2 separate regions of the Homo sapiens genome follow, and region 1 is linked to region 2. A link is a contact called in ENCODE Hi-C or POLR2A ChIA-PET data. All regions are on one chromosome and are shown on one strand. Each heading gives the region's core, a stretch centred on a gene start or an enhancer-like site at or near the end of the contact. The rest is flanking DNA. Distances are from core to core; before and after follow the strand shown. Region 1 holds the start of SHTN1 (shootin 1). Region 2 holds the start of HSPA12A (heat shock protein family A (Hsp70) member 12A).

What was found. A loop is a pair of places that touch in the nucleus more often than their neighbours do. ChIA-PET counts read pairs that join two places held with the same protein, here RNA polymerase II (POLR2A). Pooled maps may share reads with other maps.
Region 1: a pooled map shows a loop between it and region 2 (2.7-fold over the local background). The contact joins the promoter of SHTN1 here to the promoter of HSPA12A in region 2. A Hi-C loop is called at or near these places in 1 of 168 maps with a recorded cell type or tissue (lower leg skin) and 3 of 50 pooled maps. POLR2A ChIA-PET finds 5 or more read pairs at or near these places in 1 of 52 experiments (Caco-2).

Annotation. Positions count from the first base shown.
Region 1 is chr10:117,002,656-117,007,946 of GRCh38, forward strand. SHTN1 (shootin 1) reads right to left here and starts at 2,532. Exons shown (of 17, transcript NM_001127211.3): 1 at 2,367-2,532. The coding sequence starts at 2,424. RefSeq lists an enhancer at 1,615-2,308 and silencers at 2,123-2,417, 2,289-2,398, 2,629-2,708.
Region 2 is chr10:116,739,795-116,744,424 of GRCh38, forward strand. It overlaps HSPA12A (heat shock protein family A (Hsp70) member 12A), which reads right to left and starts at 2,772. Exons shown (of 12, transcript NM_025015.3): 1 at 2,636-2,772. The coding sequence starts at 2,675. RefSeq lists enhancers at 2,637-3,341, 3,342-4,045 and a silencer at 2,637-3,086.

The DNA of each region.
Region 1 (5,291 bases), core at 1,282-3,781, 260 kb after region 2:
GTTCTACAGGTCAAACAGTAACTGAACACTTTTGAAGTAAATTGTTTCCACAGTCTGTGATCCAATGACAAGCAAACTACCTGGTTTTGAAATGTATAAAAATCACACTGTGGGCTGAAAAAATCCCAACACCTTTGTAACTAGACTCACTATCCCCAAAAGTGTACCTTTTAAGAAACACAACTTTGAATATCTAACTGTTCTATTACCTTTCATATGCACTTAATCAAGGAAATATATCCTCTAAAAATACCAATGCCAAGGATTTGTTTATTTTCCAATACAATGCAATAGGAGAAAGAGCCACAAATATAGAAATCCTTTTTGTCAGGCCTCAAACCCAACATAGGAATGGAGAATGTGTTCCGAAATCAAATATAAGCAATTTGCAGATTATCTACATTGTTAATCGACCCTTGATTATACAAGAAATGAAAGGGAAAATTTTTTTATGTTTATCATTATTCGAAAACTGACCAACCATAAGAAGATCTGATATCCACTGACAGATATTACCTATAATGAAAGCTCCACAAATCTAGAATATGAATCAAGTTTTAATGTTTTGGGTTGGGCGAAGGTGTATTAAATATAAAATACCAGTCAGTAGAATCCAGTCCCTCGCTAAAACACTTGAGAAACTTCAGATAAAGGCATTCTGTCCACCCACTAAATTCACTGATGCTTGTGACTTTATGACCTCAGGCTAATCTAGGATGCCAGGTAAAGGTGCTGGGAAGGCCAAAGAGACTAACATTTATCCAGCACTTTCTAGATGCTGGATATCACAGAAGAATGTGTTATGTCCATTTCAGAGGTTAAATAATTTCCCCAGGGTCACACAGTAAACAGTAATGTTGAAATTTGTTTGCCAGAGTGTGGCTTCAGAGGAATCCGGGAGCACTTCCCAACGGTGTCTGTGGTTTTACGCAACAACAGGTAAGAGTACTGGACAGGACCTCAGAAAGTCCTCCAGTTTCACCCTCGCCTTTAGTCAGGTCGGCCTTGATTGACCAGAAGATCCACGGAAGGAAAGAGACTCCTCCAAGTTCACAGAGCAGGTGAGCTGGGCCAAGAGAAGTGAAAGAGCTGCAACTAAATACCAGGTTTTGCCACAGAGCAGGGATCCTTCCATTACATGGTCTTGTCAGCAAGACATTCAGAAAAGTACATGTTCCTACACATTTTTACTTCCTTTAAATCTGTATGGTTCCTCCCTTTATTTCTTTATTATTTATTATTATTATTTTTTTTTGGAGATGGAGTTTCGTTCTTGTTGCCCAGGCTGGAGTGCAACGGCGCCATCTTGGCTCACCGCAACCTCCGCCTCCTGGCGATTCTCCTGCCTCAGCCTCCCGGGTAGCTGGGATTACAGGCATGCACCACCACGCCCGGCTAATTTTGTATTTTTAGTAGAGATAGGGGTTCTCCATGTTGGTTAGGCTGGTCTCGAACTCCTGACCTTAGGTGATCCACCTGCCTCGGCCTCCCAAATTGCTGAGATTACAGGCGTGAGCCACCGCACCCGGCTGGTTCCTCCCTGTCTTGACCCACATTCGCAGACCACCCTTTGGTCAGGGTAATAATGATAAGTGTTTAAATGTGATAGGTTAGCATTTGGTTGTTGATCTGGTTTGGTTCAGAAGTGTGGTAACTGATGAAAAAAATGATTGACTGAAGCAGGTCTTTATTAAAGGATAATCCCCAGTTACCAAGCAGTACAGAAATGCGTGCGCATGGCCTGGCTCTCCTTCGCCCAGCGTCAACCCTGTTAATTCTGAAAGCTCAACACTGGCAGGATGTTGACCTTGCTGACTAATAAACTGCTAAAATTGAGAAGTGATTAAAAAAAAAATTATGGCCTGAAAATCCCAGCTGGGCAAGGAAAGAGGAACTAGACCGAATCCAAACGAAAAGCTGGGAAGGGTGTGAAACAGCCCTACAGGCCACCCAGCGCCAACAAATGTGTAAGGGTGGGGCCAAGCTAGCTGAGCCGCCCAAAGCAGCCAAAATATCCTGCCCCACCCGCTTCTCCGGCAAGGAAGGTGGCACTGTGCAACCTCGTCCGCACTGAATCCTCGTCCCTTCCCCCAGCCCCCGATCGCCAGCAAACGCAACCAGCGGGCAGCGGGTCTCGAGCTGCGGGGCCTGACTAGCCCCGACACTCCGCGTTATCCTCGGTCCAGAGCTTTCCCAGGCGCGCCGGCCACGGAGGACGCTTCTCTGCGGGTGACGGAGCTACTGCGGTGACCACGGCGGCCGCCACGTCTCCCGCCCGGCTTCCAACTGCCCTGGCCCCAGCGCCCTGGGGCCGTCCCCGCCCACGGGCCGCGGCTGCCCACACCTGGCGCCCGCGTGCTGCCTACCTTGCTCCTTCAGACTGGTAATGAGCTGCAGCTGCTTCTCTTCGTCCGAGCTGTTCATTTTGGCGGGTGGGGCCGGGAATAAAAGGGAAAGAGGGAGCGGCGCGGGGCACACAGGAGGAGGGGGAAGAAAAAGCAAGATGCCGGTGGCTTGCGGCTCCACTACCCGGAAGTTGGATCCGCTCCCGCTCCTCCTCCTCCTGGCGCGGAGCGCGCGAGTGAGATCATCCCCACGCACCTACTCGGCGGCTGCGGCCGCTTCACCTGCAGGCGGGGCGGGGCGGGCCCAGCAGTCCCGTTCAGGGGGTGGAGGAACGAGGGCGGGTCGGCAGCCGCTATGCCAGCCTGTGGCTGCCGGCGCGGCAGGACGCGCTGGTGGGAGGGGGGGCGGCCCTGCGTGGGGTCGCTCCGCACCCTTTTCTCCGCCTCCACCTCCCGGACTCAGGGACGCGAGTTCAGAGAAAACCGGCTGTGGGTTCGCAGCGTGTGTGGGAACTCCACTTTGGACGCTTCCCGGGGGTCGCTCCCAAAGAACCACAGAGGTAGAGCGGGACGCAATGAGCCATGAACGCCTGGGCTTCTTCCCTAGTTTTCCCGCAGTAGACTCTGGGGGCGCGGTTGCAAAACCTAGCTGCCCACAGGGGCGGGCCCAGGGTGGTACATTTTGCACCTTGAAGAGGAGACAAGGATCGAATCAGGCCGCCCAGCTACTTAAATGACCATGCCGTGAGTGAAGGAGGGCCCTGGCTAGCTTTCCCCCATCGCACCAGGTTTGCCAGGTGGTCAGAACGTGGACCCTGCTGCACGTGGATGGTGGGGCCTGGAGGGCCCTTGCAGATCATCTGGTTGGTGGCGGGATGACCTTCCCTTTAGAGAGGGTGCCACTGCAGTCCGAATGCCGAAGGTCACGCAGCCCCCGGGCAGCAGAGGCTGGCAGTTAAGCCAAGCGTTTGTCCCAGTTCACTGCCCTCTGAACTATTTGAACTCATGTCTGTGTTAGACCATGCCCAGGAGAGAAGTGGCAGGTCTGCATTGTTTCAAAGGTGCTTCTCCCCAACCCCTAGTTGCGAGCTAACCTTTGGTCAAGTCTCCTGCATCTTTGAACTTCATCTGAAGAATAGGAAGAATAGTGATACCTACTCTCAAGGAAGAGTTGTAAGGATTTAATAGAGGAAGATTAACAAAACACCAAGTCCAGAATTTATAATGCAGTTTTTTTTTGTTTTTTTTTTGTTTTTTTGTTTTTAATAAAGATTACAGGTCTGTGGCCGGGCACAGTGGCTCACGCCTGTAATCCCAGCACTTTGGGAGGCCAAGGCGGGCAGATCACGAGGTCAGGAGATCGAGACCATCCTGGCTAACACGGTGAAACCCCGTCTCTACTAAAAATACAAAAAATTAGCCGGGCGTGGTGGCAGGCGCCTGTAGTCCCACCTACTCGGGAAGCTGAGGCAGGAGAATGGCGTGAACCCGGGAGGCGGAGCTTGCAGTGAGCCGAGATCGCGCCACTGCACTCCAGCCTGGGTGACAGAGTGAGACTCCGTCTCAAAAAAAAAAAAAAAAAAAAATTACAGGTCTGTGAGAAAGGGGTTGTGGTTGCTGACTATAAGCTGAAGGTTGCAGTTCTTTTACACTGATCATTAAGCATGGGAGATAAGTCCAAACTGAATTAGACTTATTGCACAGCTTGGTTTTTCTCACTACCTCTAAGCTCTTAGTTTGGGTACAGCAACAGCACAGTGCTGCTCATTCCTCAATTGCTGTTTTATGGAAGTGCCCAGCTCCATTTCTTGTGTTCATTTCTCCATGATAGTTGTAGAGTGAGGTTGAGATATGGGTAAATCCTGTAACTAGTGTCTTTCTGATACTCACTACATGCTAACTAAAATTTTGAAAAAAAAAATGGTAGCACTGCTTTCTCTTTCTCTAAAATGGCAATATAGTACTTTAGCATGAGTGATTTAGGGGTAGAATGATCTAAAAGGGCAGCATAGTATTTTTTAATACAGTGTATTAAAATGTTTAAAGTTTAAAAATAATTTTGATATGGGATTGTATTATTCAGCCCTTTCCCTAGGTATGCGTAAGATAATTCAAGATAGTTGCAGATAGCTGCCATGAAGATCCCCAGGAGATAATAATAAAAAAATCCGGGAGATTTTAATGAAAAATAATGGACATTTAGCTTTTGTCCAGCAGTTGGGAAACCTGTTAAACCTGATGAGTCATCCTGACTCATTCTCTCTCACTCTACCAAATACAAGCAGAGTGCCCATTAAATATTTGGCTTAGTTCACAAAGTTCCATTTTTTTTTAATGGCTGATTTGTCTACTCCAATTATACAGTAGTTAGATAGTATTTCTGGAGTTTAAGAATGAGTTAATTATCAAATCTATAATCAAACTTTTGGTTCCATACTAAATCTGCGGCCTCTTGCAATTAATCCCATTTATCCTCCTTAAAATTAGAAAAGGCTCCTGAGCTGAGATTCTGCCACTGCACTGCAGCCTGGGTGACAGAGTGAGACTCCATCTCAAAAAAAAAAAAAAAAAAAAAAAAAACTCCTGAAATACAATATGGCATTCACTTGAGGACATGGTATGAATTATTAGGAGGGCTATTAGAGTCCTTATTGGGATTCAGTTCTCCCATTACACTATTGTTTATTTATATGATATGAATATTGATGGAAAGGATAGAAGTGATAAATTAGTTTTTGTTCCGTTTAATAATATACAGAGTGATGGCTATGGGAGGCCGAGGCGGGCAGATCACGAGGTCAGGAGATTGAGACCATCCTGGCTAACACGGTGAAACCCTGTCTCTACTAAAAATAAAAAAAGCTGGGTGTGGTGGCGGGCACCTGTAGTCCCAGCTACTCGGGAGGCTGAGGCAGGAGAATCACTTGAACCCGAGAGGCGAAGGTT
Region 2 (4,630 bases), core at 1,522-4,021:
CAGAATAGTAATGAACCGCCGCTCCCCATCACCCAACTACCACATTTTGCCATTCTTGTTTCATTGGCACGCACCTCTGCCCACTCCCCACCCCACCCCAACTGCACTTGTTGGAGAAGATTTCATGGCCAGCCTTTCTGACACCACCCCCCAACACCACCTACCCACCAGCAAACCCCTCCCCAACCCAGGACTGCCACTGCTCACAAATTCCAACAGTGTGATATTTGTGGCACCCATCCTTTTGTACCAAAAACATTCTGGAAATCCTTCCCAGGAAGCACAACCATTTTTTTATGTCCTTAATAGAGTGGTAACCACTGCACACATGCATAAGGGCTGTATGCACAGGTTGGTGCCCTGGAATCAGATGGCCTGGGTCCCAAACAACACTTCCCAGATGTGTGACCTTGGATAGGTCACTCAACCTGTGTTTGGATTTCCCACCCAGGAAGGGGAGAATGCTGGTAACAGGTTTGTTGTGAGCCTTTAAAACAATAAAATAATGCACGCTCTTTTCCCAGCAATGAGGAAACCTTAGAAATAAGTGTAGGGGCCAGGGGCAAGCCAACTCTGCTCCTATGCAATACTATTCACATCCTCCATTTTACAGATAAAGGGAGAGGTGCCCAGAGGCACAGTGAGCTGCCAGGGACAGCCCGCTCTTCAGGTTGGTCTCTGTCCTAAGTCCATGCACCTGGAATTCTCACTGGCCACCTTGAGCTGGAGATGACTGGAAGTGAAGAAACAAATACTCCAGAACAAACGCAGAAGAGCGGTGGCAGGTGGCTCGGCACACCAGGTATGGGTGTCCCCATCCTGGACAGGATTTCTCCCAGCACCGTGTGTGTGTGTGTGTGTGTGTGTGTGTGTGTGTGTGTCTGTGTGTGTGTGTGTGTGTGCGTGTGTGTGTGTGTTAGGATAGGGGTGCTGAATTTGATTTACAAGACAAAACAGTGTTGGGAAAGGTGTGGGGAGTGGGTACACATTCCTGCCCACTTCTGATTTGACAAATCCTATGCCCAACCTTGTATTTGGTATCATCGCCCACCCTATCCCAGCATGAGAGGCAAGAAACTGGCTCAGTAATTCTCAGGCTTTAGCAATTCAACGCCCCTACTTATCGTCCTAAAAATTTTTTTATTTTCTGACTTAAAGGAAAAAAGTAAAAAAAAAAAAAAAAAAAAAAAAAAGAGTCAATCCAGTTGCTGAGTGATGTTCAGACAAAGACAGCTGCCAGTCCATTGCCTGCGTTCACCAGCTGAGGAAGAGTACAGGCGGGGACTGGGTGTGTGTTTGGGGACGGCCTGGGCTCTCCGCTGCCTCTCCCTGGAGTGAGCCCTGTCAGGATCCCCCACCCGCCACCCTGCACTCCCCCACCACTGCAGTGCCGCGTGGGGAGGCACCTCCCTGATCCGCAGGAACAATGGGCTGGGGTGGGGGCAGGTGCGGCTTGGAGTGCAGCAGAGGGTGGGGGCCGCAGGCCCGACAGCAAGACAGGGAACCCAGCGCAGATGGTGGCTGTGCTGCCACTGGACTCAGTTTCTCCAGCTTTTGGGGCCCCGCAGAGCCAAGCGCTCGTTTCGTGGCTGAATCTCCCTTGCGTCCCGGCATTTTAATATCATCCTCGCAGGCGGCTTGCCTGTCGCTCCCGGGAAAGATGCCTGGGCCGCGCTCCTCTCCCCGGCGGCCGCTCTCGCCGAGGCCCTGCAGGTCAGGGACGCGCGGCGCCTCCATGCGCCCAACTTTCCCCACTTGGGACCCACAGGAAGACTGGAATCCTGGCCAGCCGGGCCCTCCGTGGGAGAAGCCTTGATTTACAGCCCTGGGCTCCGAAACCTGCTCGTCCTCTTCCCGCAACCCCCTTCCCCGTCCTCTCCGGCTCCCCCACCCTTCGGAGCCCTAATCACGCTCCCCAAAGAAAGCGGCCCTAGCACATCTGCAAAATGCGAGCGTCTGTCCTCCGCACTGGGTGCCTCCCCCTGCCCCCCGCAAGGAAGGGACCATCGAACCCCCGCCGCTTCACCCTTCCCCAGCCCAGTGAGTCCCTGGGGATGGGCGGGGAGGTGGGTGAGAAGCCCTTCGGCCGCAGCTGCAGCCCCCACTCCTGGCTCGAGCGTCCGGCCGGGGTGGGATGGGGCGAGGGAACAGGTCCAAATCTCCGATTTCCCCCAGGCTCCCACTCCTGCCTCGCTGAGTCACGAAAATTACCCGCTGGGGCCACCCGGCCACCCGGCGGCGGGCCCTTTACCCAGCCAGCGCCGGCCTCCGCAGCCCATCGCGCGGGGGCTGCACACGCGGGGCGGTCCTCACCCGCACGCGCGACCAGCCCCGCAGGAGGCGCCACCCGAGGCAGGGACCAACCAGGCGCCTCAGCGGGGGCTGCAGTCCCCGCCGCGGAGTCCGCACCCTGGCGGGGCGCAGAACATGTGACCCGCGGGCCGTCTCCGGTCCACCGGACCCCGGCCCCCGGCCCCGCTGCTGCTGACCCCGGCCCCGCCCGCCAGAACTGGATGCAGCGCGGGCGTCCCCACTTTTCCACGGCGCGCGAGGGGGTGCGGAGCGTTGGGCCAAGCGCGCCTCCTCCCTCCCTGCCCCGCCAGCCGCGGCCGCAGGACCCGCAGCCTGCGCTCACCTCGGGGCCCGTCGCTGCCGCCGGCCTCCTTGTCCGCCATGGTCGCGCAGCCCCGGACCGCGAGGGGAGCCTCCAGCGCAGCGCCCGTGCCCGTGCGGGTCTCTGTCCGCGTCCGCGGCGGCGCTCGGGCCGTGTCTGAGCCGCCGGGCAGCGGGAGCGCTGCTCTGACGCGGCAGCCGCCGCAGCCACGGCTCCTCCCCGGGCCCCGCCCCGGCCCGCCCGGCGCCCCGCCCCTCCGAGCTCGGGCCGGCCGGGAAAGGTCGGGGAAGGCGGGCGCGGGGAACTGCCTGGCTCCGGAGCTGCGCTCCCCGCCCGCCCAGAGCGGCCCGCCGAGGCCCGGCCTCTCCTCTCCCGGCTTCGGGACCGAGCGGTCGCCCCGCAGTCGACCGCGGCGGGGGTAGTGGCGCGCCCGGGGCTGCGCTGCGGGAGCGGATTTCAGGCCCTCGGGGCCCCGCGGCGCGTCCCCTCTTTGGAAGTCACCGAATGGCCAGGCCTGGAGCCCTTCAGCAAGCCCAGCGCGCCCGGCGCTCTCCCGAGGACGCCCGCGCCAGTCCCCACCAGCTTCTGTCTGTCCCCCAGGGTCCCAGGGGAGCGGCCCTGGGCCGGCGCAAAGGCGGGCTGGGTGGACCCCGGCGCGGGCAGGACCCAGGCCGCAGACCAAGGACCTGCGCGGGGGCCGAGCCCGGGGCACCGCCTCCAGGCCGCCTGCGGGACTCCATGGCAACTCCGGACCCAGGGAGGTGCTTGCCCCGGAGGCTGAGTCGCGCCTTCCATATATGGGATCCAGCTGGGCCCTCCTTAGAAGTCTGAGAATAACGATATTAATAATGCAAGGCTTCAGTTGTGAATGATTCATACTCCCTGTCCCCAGCTCCTCCACACACACGCGCCGCTGGCACCTGTTTGGGCCTGGCCAGGCACCCCCTGGGTCCGCGGTGTCACCACCCTGCCTTGGCAAACGAGGGCAGTAATAGGAATCCGAGGAGCACCGTCACTGGGTCGTTTCCGGGTGCCTGGCACTGTGCTACCTGCCTGGTGCTTTACCTCTATCTCCTTTCCTCCCCATAACTAACATTTTGCAGATAAGGAAGCTGAGGATCGGCAGGGTTACAATATCACACCCAGCAGGTGAGTCGCGGAGCTGGGATTCCCACCCAGCTGTAACCACCAGCATCCCTCACTTCCAGAGATGGGTGGCATTTCCCAAAGATCACCTAGGGGAGGCTTCATCGTACAATCCCGTTCTGGATGACGGAGTGGGCAGAGAGCTGCTGCGAGAGCGTTATGGATGACGGAATGGGCAGAGAGCTGCTGCGAGAGCCTGGAGACCAGAAGGTGATGGCAGAGTGACAAGTTCAAAACACAAAACTTGTCTTCTGTCTGCCTGCATTAAAAATCCCAAATGGACAGTTCCTGGCTGTGCATGAAACCACAGTCAAGTTATTTAACCTATCTGAGCCTCAATATTCTCATCTGCGAAATGGGTATAACAGGAGAACCCACTTCATAAAACTGAAGATTAGATAGACTATGCATGTAACATGCTTAGCTTGGGATCTAGCACATGGTAAAAATCATTAAGTCACTGATGGCCCCCGAGGGCCCTTCCTGCCTACGTGCCTGCGACAGCCTGCCCACAGCTCCCCCGCCCTCCTGTCTCACCCCTTCAGTCCATGCTTTGTGATCTGGTCTGTCCCCACCCTACTCCAGCTCCAGCTACAGCCGCTCTGATTCTTCAATCCCTCTCACCCACCCCTGCTTCTCTTATGCTGGTATTTCAAAGACATGAAAATGTGCTTGATGCCTGGATCACCCGTCCTCTCATTTCACCACCACCAGCAACCTAAGAACTTCTCCTTCTCATCATGGACTGCCCAACTCCAGGAAGGCTCCCCTGCATACCCATGCTGGCCAGGGGGGCCCTCCTCAGTGTCCTCAAGGCACTCGTTCCTCCCCATCAGACCAGGGCATCAGGACATTGGCCTTGACAGCCTG